Linked DNA regions of Mus musculus: region 2 is linked to region 1. A link is a loop called in an ENCODE intact Hi-C map of the cell type or tissue named here. Cell type or tissue: left cerebral cortex. All regions are shown on one strand. Links, peaks and the distances in the headings refer to the core of each region. The heading gives the core; the rest is flanking DNA.

Region 1 (8,327 bases), core at 55-8,054:
CTTCATGATGAAACTGCTTTAAGTAAACTGCTGAGCCGTGTCTAGAGCCCCATGCATTCCTAGTTCTTGAACTAATCATTAGCGGTATCCACAATATTTCATCTCTGCATTTGAAAATGGTGATAACCTTGGAGAAAACAAGCCCTTAACCCAACTTTACCACCGTCATTCCAGTTAAAATGTAGACAACTCTGAAAAGCACCAACACTTAACACCATCTGAGGGCTGCACGTCAATCGACCAAGGGAAGGGAAGAACTTTGCTGTAGTCCACTGACTACAGGTTCAAATTATCTTTCCTAGAAAAACAAAATTCATGCTTGGTACCCGCCATCCTAGATCTGTTTCCACACAATAATGTAAAGCTTAGTTGCCTGTAACCTATGGAATGCAGAGCCCACAGCTTTACCTTGCCTTCTTTCTTTCACAGCTGTTTTATCTCTACACTAGCTGTTCTCAACCCCATTGGTTGTAACCCCTTTGGGGGGAGGGGTGTTGCATATCATTATCCTGCATATCAGATATTTACATTATTATTCATAACAGTAGCAAAATTCCAGTTATGAAGTAGCAAAATAATTCATGGCTGAGCATCACCATAAGAGGAACTGTGTTTAAGGGTCACAGCATTAGGAAGGTTCAGAGCTATTACTCTTTGGGTTTTATTTTGTTTGTTTGTTTTTTTCGAGACAGGGTTTCTCTGTGTAGCCCTGGCTGTCCTGGAACTCACTCTGTAGACCAGGCTGGCCTCGAACTCAGAAATCTGCCTGCCTCTGCCTCCCAAGTGCTGGGATTAAAGGCGTGCGCCACCACCGCCCGGCCTGGTGCAAGCTTTTTTTTTTTTTTTTTTTTTTTAAGATTTATTTATTTATTATATGTAAGTACACTGTAGCTGTCTTCAGACACACCAGAAGAGGGAGTCAGATCTCATTACGGATGGTTGTGAGCCACCATGTGGTTGCTGGGATTTGAACTCAGGACCTTTGGAAGAACAATCGGGTGCTCTTACCTGCTGAGCCATCTCACCAGCCCCCCTGGTGCAAGCTTTTAATCTCAGTACTTTAGGCAGCAGGCAGATCTCTGTTGAGTTCAACGCCAGCCTGGTCTACATAGTCTCAAGAAAAAAAAAAAATCAGGCATAACAACAACAAAAAAAAAAAACCAAATACAGGCATAGAAATAAATGCCAGGTAACACAGCTAAAGCCTCCTCACCCATACTTCTATAAGCAACCTCAAGTAAATTAATGGGAACACACACACTCAAAGAGCATAGCAATAAAAGAAAAAGAATCAGGGTTCATTAAGAAAGTTTCAACAGGGGGGCAAGCGAAATGGCTCAGTGGGTAAGAGCACTGACTGCTCTTCTTGAAGGTCCTAAGTTCAAATCCCAGCAACCACATGGTGGCTCACAATTACCTGTAATGAGATCTGATGCCCTCTTCTGGCCCATCTGAAGACAGCTACAGTGTACTTATGTATAATAATAAATAAATCTTTGGGCCGGAGCTGGGCTGACCGAAGCAAGTGGGCTGAATGGAGTGAGCAGGGTTGAGTGATCAGAAGTCCTAAAATTCAATTCCCAACAACCACATGAAGGCTCTGGTTTTCCCATTAGAAAAGGTAGAGACAGCCGCCTTTAATCCCAGCACTCAGGAGGCAGAGGCAGGCGGATTTCTGACTTTGAGGCCAGCCTGGTCTACAGAGTGAGCTCCATCTGTACAGCTACAGTGTACTTACATACATAAAATAAATAAGGCTTTTTTTTTTAAAGGTTCAACAGGAGTGAGTATAGACATACAAAATCTAATAAAAACTATTACTTTGAATAGCCAATGCTTGCTAATAAAAACTTTCTGAAAAAAAAAACAAAATGGCGATAAAAGTATCTAATTCATAGTATTTGTGAAGATTAAGAAAAGGAAAATACCACATTAGGAATCTAGCTCAGAGGAAGAACACTTGCCGCAAGTTCCCTTTGTAGTGACAAGTCTGGAATTTTGGTTTCTTTAAAGAACACAGAAACAGTTTATTTTTTTTTTTGTTTTAATCCCAGGTGTGGGGATGTGGGGCTGCTTTGAGCTGTCTAAAGCAGCTGACTATGATTTGCCTCATGCCCTAGCAGAAGTGGTTTTTGTCAGCTGTAGATAGTTTCTGTGACATTTGGAATTCTGGGAACTTCTCAGAGGGTATATATAAATGCTAGAGCCCCGTCTTCAGGGAGGTTGGAGGCAAATTGTTAGTAGTCTGACCATACACTGCACCAAAACCTCCAAAATTGTGAGCTAAAACTCCTTCCATATTTACCTCATTTTTCGTAGCAATGACAGTTTAACATCATCTCTAAATACTGTATATCTTTTAAATAGCCAAATCCACTTTCAAAAGGCCTACATCAATTCTGTTTATTTATTTTGATACACGTTCTCACTGTGTAGCTCTGCCTGGCCTTGAAAGAAGAGATCTATTGATCCATGCCTCTTGAGTATTAAAGGCCTGATCAATCACACACAAAGTTTTTGTTTTTTGCTTTTTGTTTTTTTTTTTTTTGGAGACAAGGTCTCACTATGTAGTCCTTTTTGGGCTGGAACTCAGAGATCCACATGGTACTGCCTCCCAAATGCTGGGAGGGAAGGTGTGTATTACGACACAAGCAAAAGAGAAAGAAAGAAAACCAATCCTAAGGGGCGTGGGTTGCACATGCTTACTTATAATCCCAGCACTGGAGCGACGGAGGCAGAACTGCTGTGTGTCAGAGGTCTGCTTGGGCTCCATAGCCCGTACTATGTCAACCAGAGCTACACAGCAAAACTATCTCAACAGAACAAAAACAACAACAGAAATCAGGTAAAATGAGGTCAACTCTTAGAGATGGATCATCCATTCTTAAGCTTACAGTGTGTATGCTCTTCATTACTGCCTTTGGGAGCAGAGCAGACATATACAGTACTCACTTTGCGGCAGTCGGTGGCAGCAGCCTCTGGGTTTTCCTCCTCGTGGACCAGGTCCAACAACTGGAAGCCCGCATCCCCGACAGCTTCTGACCCACACTGAGGCTCCAAACTGTTCGAGGTTCCCGAGGATCGGTGGCTGGAGACCACCCTGTAGCGGCCCTCTTTACGGACCTCGCGCACCGAGGCACGAAGATCGCGGCGGATACGCAGCTGGCTGCTCCGGGACGGGCGCAAGGCAGCCCGCACAAGCTGCTGGATTGGCTCCTCCTGAGGGGCGTCGGGAAAAGAGATGACTGCGACACGGGCAGCGTTCAAAGATCGCTCCCACAAAGAGTCCATTCACCCTTCTCATACCTGGGATCGCACGGTGGCAACCAACTGGAAGACATTTCTCTCCGCCGCCGCCGCCTCCTGGCCCTCTGGCGTCTCCCGAGCCGCCGACTCGACCTCGCTGCTCCGGGGGCGTTTACAGGCCAGCACGAGCGCCTCGGCGGGCTCCGCGTTGCGCTTCCGCTTCACGCGCAACACCGCAGTCCTGCCGGCCTCCATAGCGGCGATCGCGGAGTACTGTGGGAAGGCGCGGGGCGCGACGGGATGTCCATCCAGTTCAGCGGGCGGGGCCTCACGGAACGTCACGCTACGCCTCGACGCCCCACCCACAGTGGGAGAGGCAAAATGGCCGCGGGAGTGGCGGCGAGTGGATCGCTTCCCACAGCGGGTGAGCTGTTGGGCTTGCTGGGGAGGTTGGGCCGTGGCTGGGCCTGGGTGCAGTCGGTCTTCCGGCCTCATTTTTAGGGCTCTGGCGTTGGGGATATTTGGGTTTCCGGTGTACTTATCTTCCGGGCTGCTCCAGAGTCCACGTGGAGTGGTTCAAGCACCCTGAGCAGGTCTGCCGCAGCGGTCCGCGTGGGTGACTGTCCTTTCTCAGACTGTCGCCGGGCGCAGGACTTGTGTCAGAAGCCTCGCCCCAGTCACTCACACCGGGCGGGACCTCAGTTGTATGCAGCGCCCCTAACCCAGCCGGGAACGGTTCGGTCCCGGGACCGTTCGGGCGGTTTTGCTTCGGGATGGCTTTCTCAGTTCGTATTCTGAGCAGTTTGGGAACCATTCAGTTCACGACACTCACCCGGAGAAGCGCCAGACGTTTGTGTGCCCGAGGTGGACATGCTTTTGATTAAAACACTGGAGTGGCCCTCAGTGCATTTTTAAGTGTGTTCTTAGTGAAACCCTAGCGACATCACAGATAAGCAAGTGTCCTTAATCTGTTGCGGAATAACCACTTCTGCGCTTTTACTGTATAATGTTAGCTCATTGCTCGGCTTACCCTGCCTTCTCACTTGCCTTCACTTGAAGGCTGGACCCCGATGGACTTGTGGGGCCTTTTTAATTATGTAGGAATTTCTGAAAAGTGGCGAAACTTCCAAACAGCCCTATATATTTACTGTAGGCCCCCCCTCACCCCCAAATTTTTCTTCAGACAGGAATCTCATTGTGCAGCCCTGACAGGCATGGAACTCATAGAGATGGTCCTGCCTCTGCTTTTCTAGTGCTAGAATCAAAGACATGCAACGACACGTTGTTCTGTTTTGTTCTTGTTTTATGACAAGGTCTCACAGCATTGCCCAGGATGGCATCAAACTTTAGATCCTTCTGCCTCAGTTTCCTACGTGCTGAGATTTTAGACATGAGCTACCACAACTGGCTTTTATTATAGTTTTTGATGGTATATCCTATATAAAAAATGAAAATTACTCTTGTCAGAAATATCAAAATACTGGTTAATTTTCTTTTGAGATGGGCTGTCACTATGTAGTTCTTGCTGGCCTAGAACTTACTATGAAGACCATGTTGACTTTGAACTTACACAGAGATCTGCCTGTCTCTGCCTTCCAGACCTGAGATTGAAGGTCGATGTTATCATTAATAAAGAATTGTAAGTAACTTTGACATTTTTGTCTGTTTCTTTATTTTTTTTTTCTCTTTGTTTTCTTGTCCTTTCTCTCCATCCTAGGCATTATAATTGATTAGGTTTCTGATATCAAGATATCTTCCTAAGAAGTAAATTAACAAGCCTCACGTTTCTGTGCAAACACTGAGGAGCCAGTTGGCACCATGAAGGTCTTCTGTGGCCGTGCCAATCCTACCACGGGATCCCTGGAGTGGCTGGAGGAGGATGAACACTATGATTACCACCAGGAGATTGCCAGGTACCCAGGGCTGCTGCTCAGCTGGCTGCAGGGGTGCAGGGCTCCTCCATGTCAATTTAGGTTTGAAGAAGATTGTGGAGATTGTTTTTCTGAGCAGTTGAGGTCTCTGTTAGGAGAAGAGAGCACCTGCTGAGAGCAGTGTGGGAAGTGGGTTGGAGAGAGGACAGGGAGTCCTCTGTCCTAACGTAGAAGCAAGCAGTGGAGGTGAGAGAGGCAGAGCAGCTTGGAGGAGCAGGAAGGAGTTTGGTAACCCACTGAATGCAGCAAGAGGGGAAAGTTCAAGAAGCACCAAGATTCCTCCCGGCGAGATGACCGGGTGGATGGGATGCCCACCCGAGAGGAGGAGGTGTTAAGGTTTGGACACTTCCTGTGATGCTAGAGGTCGACAGAAGCACGAGTTGTGGAGACACAGAGTTTGCGGGCGGAGCTCGGTAAAGGTGAGGTTGAGAGAAGTTGCTGCATCCCAGTGAGAGAGGAGATGGAGATGGAGATGGAGCGTAAGAGGATCAGCCGAGGAGACTGAGGAGAGCCAACAGGAAAGTTAGGATGGAAAGAAAAGAGAAGCTCAGGGAAGGGAGGAACGCAGGAAAGGGTCGGGCTGCTCAGAAGCCCTGAATGCTGATGCCCATCAGCAACAGCAGTGGGCAGGTGTGACGTGGGGGAGCTCCTTTGGGGAGTGGACTGGAGAGATGGATGGTTCTACACATTTACACAGTGGGCAGCGCAACTCGCTCCATCCGCACTCTGGGCATTCTCATACACGTATGATTAAAAAGAAACTATTTTGCCAGGCAATGGTGACACATGCCTTTAATTCCAGCAGTTGGAAGGCAGAGGCAGGAGGATTTCTGAGTTCAGGGCCAGGCTGGTCTACAGAGTGAGTTCCAGGACAGCCAGGGCTACACAGAGAAACCCTGTCTCGGAAAAAAAAAAAGAGAGAGAAAAAAGAAAAAAATCTAAAATATTTTTTGAGATTTCATCTATTATTGGCTTTTTTTTTTTTTTGAGACAGAAGAAGGTGTCAGAACCTCCGGCTAGTAGAGTTAGACAGTTGTGAGCCACAGTGTTGGTGCTCAGAATCAAACCCTGATCCTCTGGAAGTGCAGCCAATCCTCTTAACTGCTGAGCCATCTCTAGCACCTAAAATCTTTTTTAAAAAGTAGGTAGGGCAGATGGGGGCACAGCTCAGTTGGTAAAGGGGTTATAGGTCCTTAGTTCGGTTTTTAGAATGCCCTGCATTTTGTTTTGTTTTGTTTTGTTTTTTTGAGATGGAGTCTCTTTAGCACTGGCTGTCACGAGATACACAATGTTGACCAGACTGGCCTTGACCTGAGGGAGCCACTTTGTTCAGCTTACCCAGTCCTGGATTAAAGGCTTGTGACACCACATCCTGCATGACCCACATTCCTTAAATGTATTGATATGTGTGTAGATGTGTATGTATGTATGTATGTGCCTGATGTCCACCAAGGCCAGAAGAGGTCATCAGATTTCCCGGAACCAGAATTACAGATGCTTGTAAACCACCATTTGTGTGCTGGGAATCAAACCCAGGTCCTGTGCAAGAGCAGCAAGTACTGTTTAACTGCTGAGTCATCACTCTAACCCCTGGAATCTCATTCAAAACAGAACAAGCCAGTTGTGGTGTCAAAAGCTGGTAGGAGTAGCTAAAGTGGGTGGAGGCAGAAGCATCAAGAGTTCCAGGCCACCTGGACCACGCATTTTAAGCCAAGTGGTGGTAGTTCACGTCTTTAATCTCAGCACTTGAGAGTCAGAGGCAGGAGATCTTAAGAGTTTGAGGCTAACTACAGAGTGAATTCCAAGACAGCCAGGGCTACACAGAGAAACCCTGTCTCCAAAACCAAAGGAAAACAAAACAAAAAGTGTGTGTGGTATGACACCTGCTTGTAATCTCAGCACTGGGGAAGCGGGCTTGCTGGTCAGCCAGTCTAGTCCCATTGGTGAGCTCTAGGCCAGCAAGAGGCCCAGACTCAAAGGAAATGATAGCATTTGAGAGGATGACTGGCGATTTTCCTATACTTTTTACAATCACATACTTGTGCACCTACACATACATGAATGTTCACACAACATACAAAATGGGTAGGGAGCATGGTTTCAACAGTGTGAGTTTATCTTAGGTTACAATCCCTTTTTGTTGTTGTTGTTTTGTTTTGTTTTTGAGACAGGGTTTCTCTGTATAGCCCTGGCTGTCCTGGAACTTACTTTGTAGATCAGGCTGGCCTCGAACTCAGAAATCCGCCTGCCTCGGCCTCCCAAGTGCTGGGATTAAAGGTGTGCACCATCACGCCAGGCTTTTAGGTTGCGATCCTGATTAGCACCAAATAAATGCATTTTTCTCTATTCTTTATTCTTAGCTTGGTTGGTTTTATTTTCATTGAGAAACACCAAGACATTGAAAATAACATATATGTCCATCAACATTGTTAGGCAAACAATGGTGTATCTATCCAGGGGAATGCAGTGCAGCTGGGAAAACAGAAACGTTCTTTATTTTCATTTCATTCTCCACTGGTGGAGTGATCTTCACAGTATGTCACATGAAAAAAGCAAGTGAAACGTGTTGCTTATTTTTGCAAGAAGCAACACTGAAAGGATAAACTGGAAACTGATGAAAACTAGCTGTAGACTGTTAGGTGCCAATGAGGTGACTGTGTGTTTATTACCGTTGTTTAGTGTTAACACGTCACAGTTAGAATCACCTGAATAGCTGCACCTAAAGATTTTCCCTGATTGCCTTGGGTGAGGTGAGAGGGTGTTTCAGAAACTAGTGCCTTTGCTTGGCTGGTCCTCTTGCCAGTGAGTCGGTGTGCTCTGTTGCTGCTGCTGCTTTCTCTAACAGCAGAACCAGTGTTTCCAAGCCTTCAAGTGGGAACAGGAACCAACCACTCTCCAAGAAGTGACTGGGCTTCAGGTGTCAGACGGGGGAACTCCTGAGGCACCCCACCTTGTGAACTAAGTAACTGGTCATAGCCTCCCCAGTGAGTGACAGCTGTTCTGGGACGACTAACTTTCTAGACACCCACCCTCAAAGACCAGTAGTTACTTCCTTCTGAAACACCCTTTTTCATCTGGCTGCTACCAGAAGGTGCCACCCACACTGAGGGTGCATTTTGTCACCTCATCCAAGGAAATCAGGAAAATTCT
Region 2 (8,327 bases), core at 188-8,187, 71 kb before region 1:
TCATGGCCGCAGAGGAAGGGGGCGCTCGGCCACACACGCGGACCGACGAGGCGCACACACGTACCGACCGACAGCAGACAGACGAGCTTGGGCGGGATCCGGTGTGTTGGGGGCGGCACCTGCGGCCGGGTGTAGTGGGAGCTGCAGAGACCCGCCCGCGGTGCCCTTTGGGGCTGGGCGGTGCGGCTGCCTATCCCTGCCTACTCCGGCGAGTTACCTGCGGCCCGGAGAGGCCACGTGATCAGGACGGCCCAGGGAACCCCGCGGGAGGGCCAAAACCCTGCCCAGGAGGCAAGAGCTCACTTCTGCTGAGGCGTGCGCTCGCCGGCTGGAGTCCCACCTCTTGCTGCAGTCCGGCGAGACTCCTGGGACGAATCCATTCTTTCTCCTACTTCCTCTCTAGCAGGCACTCTGAGTCCTCCGCAAAAGAATGTGCAGGATCAGAGGCCTCTTTCCATTCTGCAAGGGTCACGCAAGACCCATGGAATTCAACAGGAGGCAATCTAGGGACTATAAAAGGTCGCGACGTCTGGCTTGAGGTTAATGGAAGTTACAAAGGGTCAAAAGCCGACAGTGAGCGCTACCAGGTATCCACTGGAAGTCGGTGAGAGAGATCCGTTGGGGAAAGGGAGGGAGGTAAAGATCAAGGGTTCTTAGAACTGTGGGCGGTCACTAGAGATCACAGAGAAGGACGTGCCCATACAGGTGTCGGGTCGGCGTAGTGCCGGCAGTGCAAGGCGCACGTTACTGTGGACCTGAAGGCTCAGGCCTTGGTGCCAAGGTAGGAAAATCGTGCTTAAACTTTAGAGAGCTGTATCCTAAATGAAGCCGTGTCTGCTGGTAGAGATCTGGAAGTTCAGCCTACCAACCCCACTTGGGGTTTGCCTGCTTGTTTTTGTCTCTCTTGGATGATGATAGAAGTGTTATCTGGCTATTGAAAGCACTCCAGCAGAGAGCGGCTAGAGTTGAGATGTGTAGAGTTGAGTCTGCATCCCCCAACCCAGTTCAGAAGAGTCCCATTCATCCCATGCAGTTTGGTGAAACTCCCTTACTGTTGTTTCCAGGCCGCCCTGTGGGCTCAGGATAGTTTCCCACCTACTCGACTGTAATTAGTACTCTGGCGAGAGTAAAAAGGTACTGGCGTGGGACTTAGAATACAGGATGCCACCGGCTGAAGAAGAACCTTGTGTGTTTGGAAAAGCGGGCTGCTTCCTATCGGTCTTGGATAAAAGGCAACCCAGAGCCCGGGTGCATCCCTAACTCATGCCCAAGGAAGGTCGTGCGGAGCCAGAGGACCTAGAATGTATAGTGCGCCTTCTGGGTTTGTCCACACAATAGCGCAGGAACACAGCGACCCAATATAGTGAGAAGTGGCCGCAGCGCACACCCTGAGACCCTTCACCAGGCGGCCCACCCGGAGCCTGCCTACTCAGCCCCGCTACCACGATAAGCCTGGAATGTCAAATATTTGTTCTAGGAACCCAGTGAAACCTTGAGGTAAAGCCCCTCCCCTCCTCCCTCCCATTCCGGAGCGCGCCTGCGTCAGTCCAGGCTTTCCGGTAAGGACACTCCCTTCCAACTAGTTCCTTCTCGACACCCCTGCAACCCATCGTCCTGACTATTTAAACTTCACAAGGTCTTCGCTACAGGCTCAGGTTCAGTGAGGCAGAGTCTTGGCTTCCCTACCCAGTTATCCCAGAGCTACTGGTATCGGTTTCTACCCACAACCTCCGAGCAAGGCTCCCCTTTCAACCTGTAGACCTCGCCTCCCGATTCTCGGGAGATCTTGCTGACTGTGGAATCCCTGGCTGTTCCGAACCCCCTGGAAAGAAGCGGCTGTTCCCAGGTTTCTGCAAGGTAACGAATCTGAAGAGTCAACAGAATTGAGCGGCTCCATTCATTCGACTCTGGTTCTCTCAACCAGGCATTCCCCATATTAAAACAATTCCAGAACTTCAAAGTCTTTGGTATTTTGCTTTATCACCTTTATTTGTTTTTGTGTAGGCACGCACAAGGCACAGTGCCAGGGTGGAGGTCCGAGAACAGCTTGTGGGACTTGGTCCTCTCCTTCCACAAGTGGGTCCTGGGCACAGAACTCAAGCAAGCCCTCTTACATCCCCGTTTTGTTTCTATACCATGTACTCGATAGAGGATGACCTTGCAAGTCTGATTTTCTCAAGTGCTTAGGAACCCAGCTAGAGGTGCCTCTGCACTCATAGCTACAAGATCCAAGATAGTTTGGGCTCAGTTTTGAAAGTTCCAGGCCCTAAATCAACAAAGCCAATAAGATTAGTAGCTGAGGGTGATGGGTTTGTAATCACCACAGGAGTTCCAGCCCACCCGGAGCTGCTAGTTAAGCAAAAGTAAATACTTTTTTTTTTTTTTTCGTTTTTTCGAGACAGGGTTTCTCTGTGTAGTCCTGGCTATCCTGGAACTCACTTTGTAGACCAGGCTGGCCTCGAACTCAGAAATCCACCTGCCTCTGCCTCCCAAGTGCTGGGATTAAAGGCGTGCGCCACCACACCCGGCTAAGTAAATACATTTTTAAACTAATTATTTAGCCAGAGGGTGGTGGCTCCTGCCTTTAGTCCCAGCACTGGGAAAGCAGAGGCAGGCAGATCTCTGAGTTCGAGACCAACCAGAGCTCCAGAGAGAAACCCTGTCTAGAAAAACAAACGACAAAATCGTTTATAGCCAAGTGTAGTAGTCCATGCCTTTAGTTCAAGCAGAGACCAGTGGATCTCTGTGAGATCAAGGCTAGCCTGGTCTAGGACAGCTTGCATACAGAGACCCTGTCTCAAAACAAATCGTAATGAGATCAATCACACTATCATTTAATAGACAACCTTGTACTCCTTACACGACCCCTTGAAGCCAACTTTTAACACGTTTTCTTTAAGACCCTATCTGTGTACTAAGGTTTATTTACTTATTTATTTACTTAGTGGTTTTTGACAGTACTGGAACTTGCTTTGTAGGCCAGGCTGGCTTTGAACCCTTAAGAGATCTGCCTATTTCTGCCACCCCAGTGATGGGATTAAAGGCATGTGGTACCATGCCTAACGACTTTCTTTTTGTTGTTATTTAATGCATTTATTTTTAAATTTAATGTGTGTCTTAGTTGGGGTTTGTATTCCTGCACAAATATCATGACCAAAAAGCAAGTTGGGGAGGGAAGGATTTATTCAGCTTACACCTCCACATTGCCAAAGAAAGTCAGGACGGGAATTCACACAGGGCAAGAACTTGGAGGCAGGAGCTGATACAGAGGCCATGGAGCGTGTTGCTTACTGTCTTGCTTCCCCTGGCTTGCTCAGTTTGCTTATAGAACCTAGGACCATCAGCCCAGGGATGGCACCACCCACAATGAGCACCCCTCCCCCCCCCATCACAGTTTTTCAAAGGAGACTCCTTTCTCTGTGATAACTCCAGTTTGTGTCAAGTTGACACACAAAACCAGCCAGTACAAACGTGTATAAGTATTTGGCCTTCAAGTATATGTGTGTTCTATATGCCTGCATGCCTGGTGTTCACAACGATCAGGTGTCAGACCGTCTGGAATGGGAGTCACTTGTGGGTGCTGGGAATTAAATCGGGTCCTCAGCAAGAGCAATGGTGTTCTAACTTTGAAGCCATCTCTTCAGCCCTGCTTCTGCTTTCTATGCCAGCAATTGTAAACTTTTGTGGCTTTTCCTCCCAGCCCACCTCTACTCTTCTGAGATATTTTCACCTCTTAAAGTACCCCTAACTGTAGCAGACCAGTACAGTCTGAGATTTCTGTACTGATGAAGGTCCCAGCCACAGTCACGGAACAGAGTAAGTCCTATCCCAAACTGCACTCTAGGAAGAAGAGACCATGTTTCAAGGGAGTGCACGTGAGGTTCTGCGTGCAATAAATACAGTTTGTCCACTGTCACTCATGGGTAGGCTGGGGGAGGTTGCTATAATCTTTTATATTAACAGGAGTGGCAGAAAACTGTTCCCTTCCTTTTTGACCAGAACATATCCTGCGATAGAACAAGATTCGACTAGAGGATCATTATTCTAACTCCGCTGCTTCCAGCTAACCCCTCTTCCAGGGGTCTTCTGAGTAACTAGAGATATCCAGCCAGCCCAAGATTTTTTCATCTCCGAGTCCTTGCATAATCGCTTCATACCACCAGAGGGCGCGCTGACTCTGTGGCTTTAATCTGTTTGAGCAATGAGGGAGTTAGCCGGATGAGGGTAATGTGTTAGAGCATACAGCCTTCAGTGGCCAATAACCAAGGACAGAAAGGGAGTGACTTGATGCTACCAGCCAAGCGGTTCCCTCTGTCTTCAGAATCTACATGTGACTCCTGAGACGCAGGATTGAATCTGCTAATCGACAGTTTCATACACGCATATAACATTCTGCTTATACCCGTCCCTGCACCTACTCCTCCCCTCCTCCCACCAAATTCTATTCCACTTCCATGTTTGTTTTGTGTCTTTACAACCTGCTATGATTAACCAGGACCGCCAGCATGGACATAGGTATGAAGCTATTCACTGGAATATTAGAGACGCATCAGTGGCTACATCACTGAAGACAATGACTTCTCTCCTAAAGGCCCTGCCCTGGACCAGGTGTCCACCCGTGAGCCTTTTCCCACTATGGCTGAATGTTGAAAGGTTCTGTCTTGGGGCTGGAGAGATGGCTCAGTGGCAAAGAGCACTAACTTGCTCTTCCAGAGGTCCTGAGTTCAATTCTCAGTAACCACATGGTAGCTCACAAACATCTATAATGAGATCTGACGCCCTCTTCTGGTGTGTCTGAAGATAGCTACAGTGTACTCATACACATAAAATAAATAAATCTTTAAAACAAATAGATTAAAAGAAAGAAAGGAGTCAGGCATGGTGGCGCACGCCTTTAGTCCCAGCACTTGGGAGGCAGAGGCAGGCTGATTTCTGAGTTCTAGGACAGCCTAGTCTACAAAGTGAGTTCCAGGACAGCCAGAGCTATACAGAGAAACCCTGTCTCAAAAAAAAAAAAAAAAAAAAAAAGGAAAGAAAGAAAAAAGGAAAGGTTTTGTCCTTTTAAAAGCTTTATGTAAGCAACTGCAGCTGATATAAGTACCACAGCTGGGGCTAGAGAGGTTGCTCAGTGGTTAAGAGCACTGACGTGGATTCAATTCCCAGTAACCACATGGTGGCTCACAACCATCTGTAATGGGATCTGATGCCCTCTTCTGGTGTGTCAATGTTGGAGTTCGTCAAAAGACCCTCACTCACAAAGATTACAGAGATCACCATCGCTGCAAACCACAAGAGAATGTTTTTTGTTTTTTGTTTTATTCCCACATGTTGGGGACTCCCCTTTCAGCACACAGGCCAGAGGAGAGACCCAGAACAAAAGAACACACTTTTTAATACCTTTGTAAGGGACAGATTTGGACAATAGGGCTAGCTGGCCTATTCTCATTGGTGTAGCAAGTAACCTCTTCAGGCATTGGTTGGTTTGCATAGTGACTACCTCTGGCCTAGCAACTCACTTTGCTTGCCCCCATGGTGGGTTATTAGAATTTGGTCAGCAAAGCAATAGTACATTTTGAACTTATGGGTCAGCTATCAACATCAGGGGAATCCTAGCAAGGGCAGGGCGGTTTGTGGTTTTTTTCTCAGAATTCAGTGTGGGAGTGTGGAGCGGGGTAGAGGAATTCTTCTGAGAACTGTTATTTTTGTTATGGTTATTTCTCTGAGAACAGCTAATATTATTTTGGCAGTTTGCAGGCTTAATCATTTTGACTGCTAAAACTATGTTTTTACATTTGTTTAGTCAGCCAGCTTCCTTATCTGGCTCTGCACTTGGCCTGCTAGTACAGTTTGGAAAGTCCTTTTCAAAGGGGGAAGGTACTGGGTGGTCTTGAATTCATTTTGGATATTACATCTGAAGACAGCTACAGTGTACTCATACATGAATAAATCTTTCCAAAAAAAAAAGAATACCAAGCCGGGCGTGGTGGCGCACGCCTTTAATCCCAGTACTCGGGAGGCAGAGGCAGGTGAATTTCTGAGTTCCAGGCCAGCCTGGTCTACAAAGTGAGTTCCAGAACAGTCAGGGCTACACAAAGAAACCCTGTCTAAAAAAAAAAAAAACCCTCAGCTATGTCATGCTTATAAGTCAAAGGTTTTTGGTTTGGGTTTGGTTTTTCAAGACAAGGTTTGTGTCTGGAACTCACTCTGTAGACCAGGCTGGCCTTGAACTCAGAAATCTGCCTGCCTCTGCCTTCTGGGTGCTGGGATTAAAGACTTGTGTTACCATGCCCAGCTTTTTTTTTTTAATTAGGTATTTTCCACATTTACATTTCCAAAGCTATCCCAAAAGTCCCCCATACCCACCCCCTCCAATCCCCTACCCACCCACTCCCCCTTTTTGGCCCTGGCGTTCCCCTGTACTGGGGCATATAAAGTTTGCAAGTCCAAAGGGCCTCTCTTTCCAGTGATGGCTGACTAGGCCATCTTTTGATACATATGCAGCTAGAGACAAGAGCTCCGGGGTACTGGTTAGTTCATATTGTTGTTCCACATATAGGGTTGCAGTTCCCTTTAGCTCCTTGGGTAATTTCTCTAGCTCCTCCATTGGGGGCCGTGTGACCCATCATGCCCAGCTTTGATCAGTTATATAGTACTCCTCTGAACTCTCATTCTTTCTGCCTCTTCCTTGATGTTTTCTGAGCCATGGAGGGGGTAGTATAGGTGTCCTGCTTATAACTAAGTACTCAATAGCCATTTATTCTCAAAAATTTGACCAGCCATGAGCCTAGACACAGATTGATGTTTTTAAAGATAGTTTTCTGTATTATTTTATTTTGTGCTTTTTGATGTTTTACCTGCAGTGATAGCTGTGTGTGGTGTGTTTACCTGGTATCCACAGAGATCAGAATAAGGCCTTGGGTCCCTAGTACATGGTATATAACAAACTCTGACCTGGCTAGCCATTCAGCTCAGAATGCAGAGCAGCCACGTGGGTGCTGGGAACTGAGCCCGGTCTTCTAGTAGAACACCAGCGCTCTTTACCATGGAGGGGTTTGGTGGTGGTGGTAGTGGTGGTGGTGGTGGTGGTTGGTGGGTTGTTTTTTGTAGCCTCCCCCGGCCTTGAAGCAGGCTGATTCATACCTCGCTGCCACTCAGTATGAGACCACCTGGGGTGGAGCCTTCCACCTGCCTCTGCCTCCCAAGTGCTGGGATTAAAGGCATGTGCCACCACTGCCCGGCTGATTGGTTTTTGTTTTGTTTTGTTTTGTTTTAATTCCTGACTGTCCACAAAGTTAGTCTGCAGACCAGCTAGGCTGGAACTCAGAGATCCACCTGCCTCTGTATCCCTGTGCTGAGTCAAGTTTATTTTATGTACATGAGTACACTGTGGTTCCCTTCAGACACACACCAGAAGAGGGAGTCAGATCCCATTGCAGATGGTTGTGAGCCACCATGTGGTTGCCAGGAATTGAACTCAGGACCCCTTGAAGGGCACTCAGTGCTTTTAATCACTGAGCCATCTCTCCAGCCCCTCCAGTGAGTTTGTAAAAGCTTACTTTTCAGGGTTTTACCCTCTTTTCCTCACCTGTTCTAGCCCAACTTGGACTCTGACCCCTTCTGCTACAGTTCCTTCACTCTCTAGATTTCTGAGCACTTACCTTTGTTGTCCTGGAAAACTACTTCTCTTCAAGTGAAACAACCTTCCTTGATGTTAAAGGGAGATTGGGATGCTCTGTTCTGGGCCCTTGCCTCCTGTGTTCTGAGCTGAATGGCTAATTAGATCAGTATTTGGCCCCCCCATTGACCCCAGGAACACTGACTTGCTGGGTCTAGGGTTTAGGGAGAACTGATTGACATCCAAATGGGCTGTGTGAGGACCACTAAATAGCTTTTGAAGTTCTGCTTTTGGTTTGGTACCCCAAACGCCAACGATCCATTTGGTCTCTGTAGGGGACCTAGAAGCATAGGTCTATGTGAGAGGCAGTGATGGGAAGGGTGGGGACCCTTGCCTATATTCTCATCCTAGGAAGAGAACAAAACTGGACTGGAATCTGGCTTCTGAGTTTATTCCTCCTTCCAGGCTTTGTACAGAGTGTGCATCTCTGCAGGAATACCCTCTTTCTTTTCCAGATCCCAAACTGATCCCTTTCACCTCTCAGTCTCTTTTCTCCTCTTCTAAGCCAGACAGGAACCTGGACCTTTCCTAGGAAATTTGGGAGCTGTGGAGAGCGCACGCCATTCATACATTTAACATGTTAAACATCTGTCCTGTGCTAGGTCACCGGGCAGATAGCTTGCTCTCCTGGTGACCATGGCCTAGTGGGAGG

Evidence for each region. Hi-C counts contacts between places; a loop is a spot of excess contacts. Peaks named below come from ENCODE experiments on the same cell type or tissue, not always from the same donor. Only the 100,000 strongest peaks of a DNase experiment are listed, where the experiment ranks them.
Region 2: it touches region 1 in a loop (2.4-fold over the local background); 12 of 42 quality-filtered maps call a loop at or near these places.

The regions. Positions count from the first base shown.
Region 1 is chr8:106,207,413-106,215,739 of GRCm38, forward strand. Slc7a6os (solute carrier family 7, member 6 opposite strand) reads right to left here and starts at 3,521. Exons shown (of 5, transcript NM_001007567.2): 1 at 3,307-3,521; 2 at 2,953-3,219. The coding sequence starts at 3,501. Prmt7 (protein arginine N-methyltransferase 7) reads left to right here and starts at 3,642. Exons shown (of 18, transcript NM_145404.1): 1 at 3,642-3,670; 2 at 4,964-5,159. The coding sequence starts at 5,065. In left cerebral cortex, for the core only: CTCF peaks have their summits at 1,415 (motif pointing left) and 3,437; DNase peaks (open chromatin) are centred at 2,748, 3,031 and 3,554; H3K4me3 peaks cover 2,606 bases; H3K27ac peaks cover 1,430 bases.
Region 2 is chr8:106,136,764-106,145,090 of GRCm38, forward strand. Esrp2 (epithelial splicing regulatory protein 2) reads right to left here and starts at 211. Exons shown (of 15, transcript NM_176838.2): 1 at 1-211. The coding sequence starts at 4. It overlaps 1810019D21Rik (RIKEN cDNA 1810019D21 gene), which reads left to right. Exons shown (of 4, transcript NR_040346.1): 2 at 404-587; 3 at 706-781; 4 at 1,065-1,960. In left cerebral cortex, for the core only: CTCF peaks have their summits at 4,156 (motif pointing right) and 4,861; DNase peaks (open chromatin) are centred at 1,511 and 4,175; H3K4me3 peaks cover 1,785 bases; H3K27ac peaks cover 483 bases.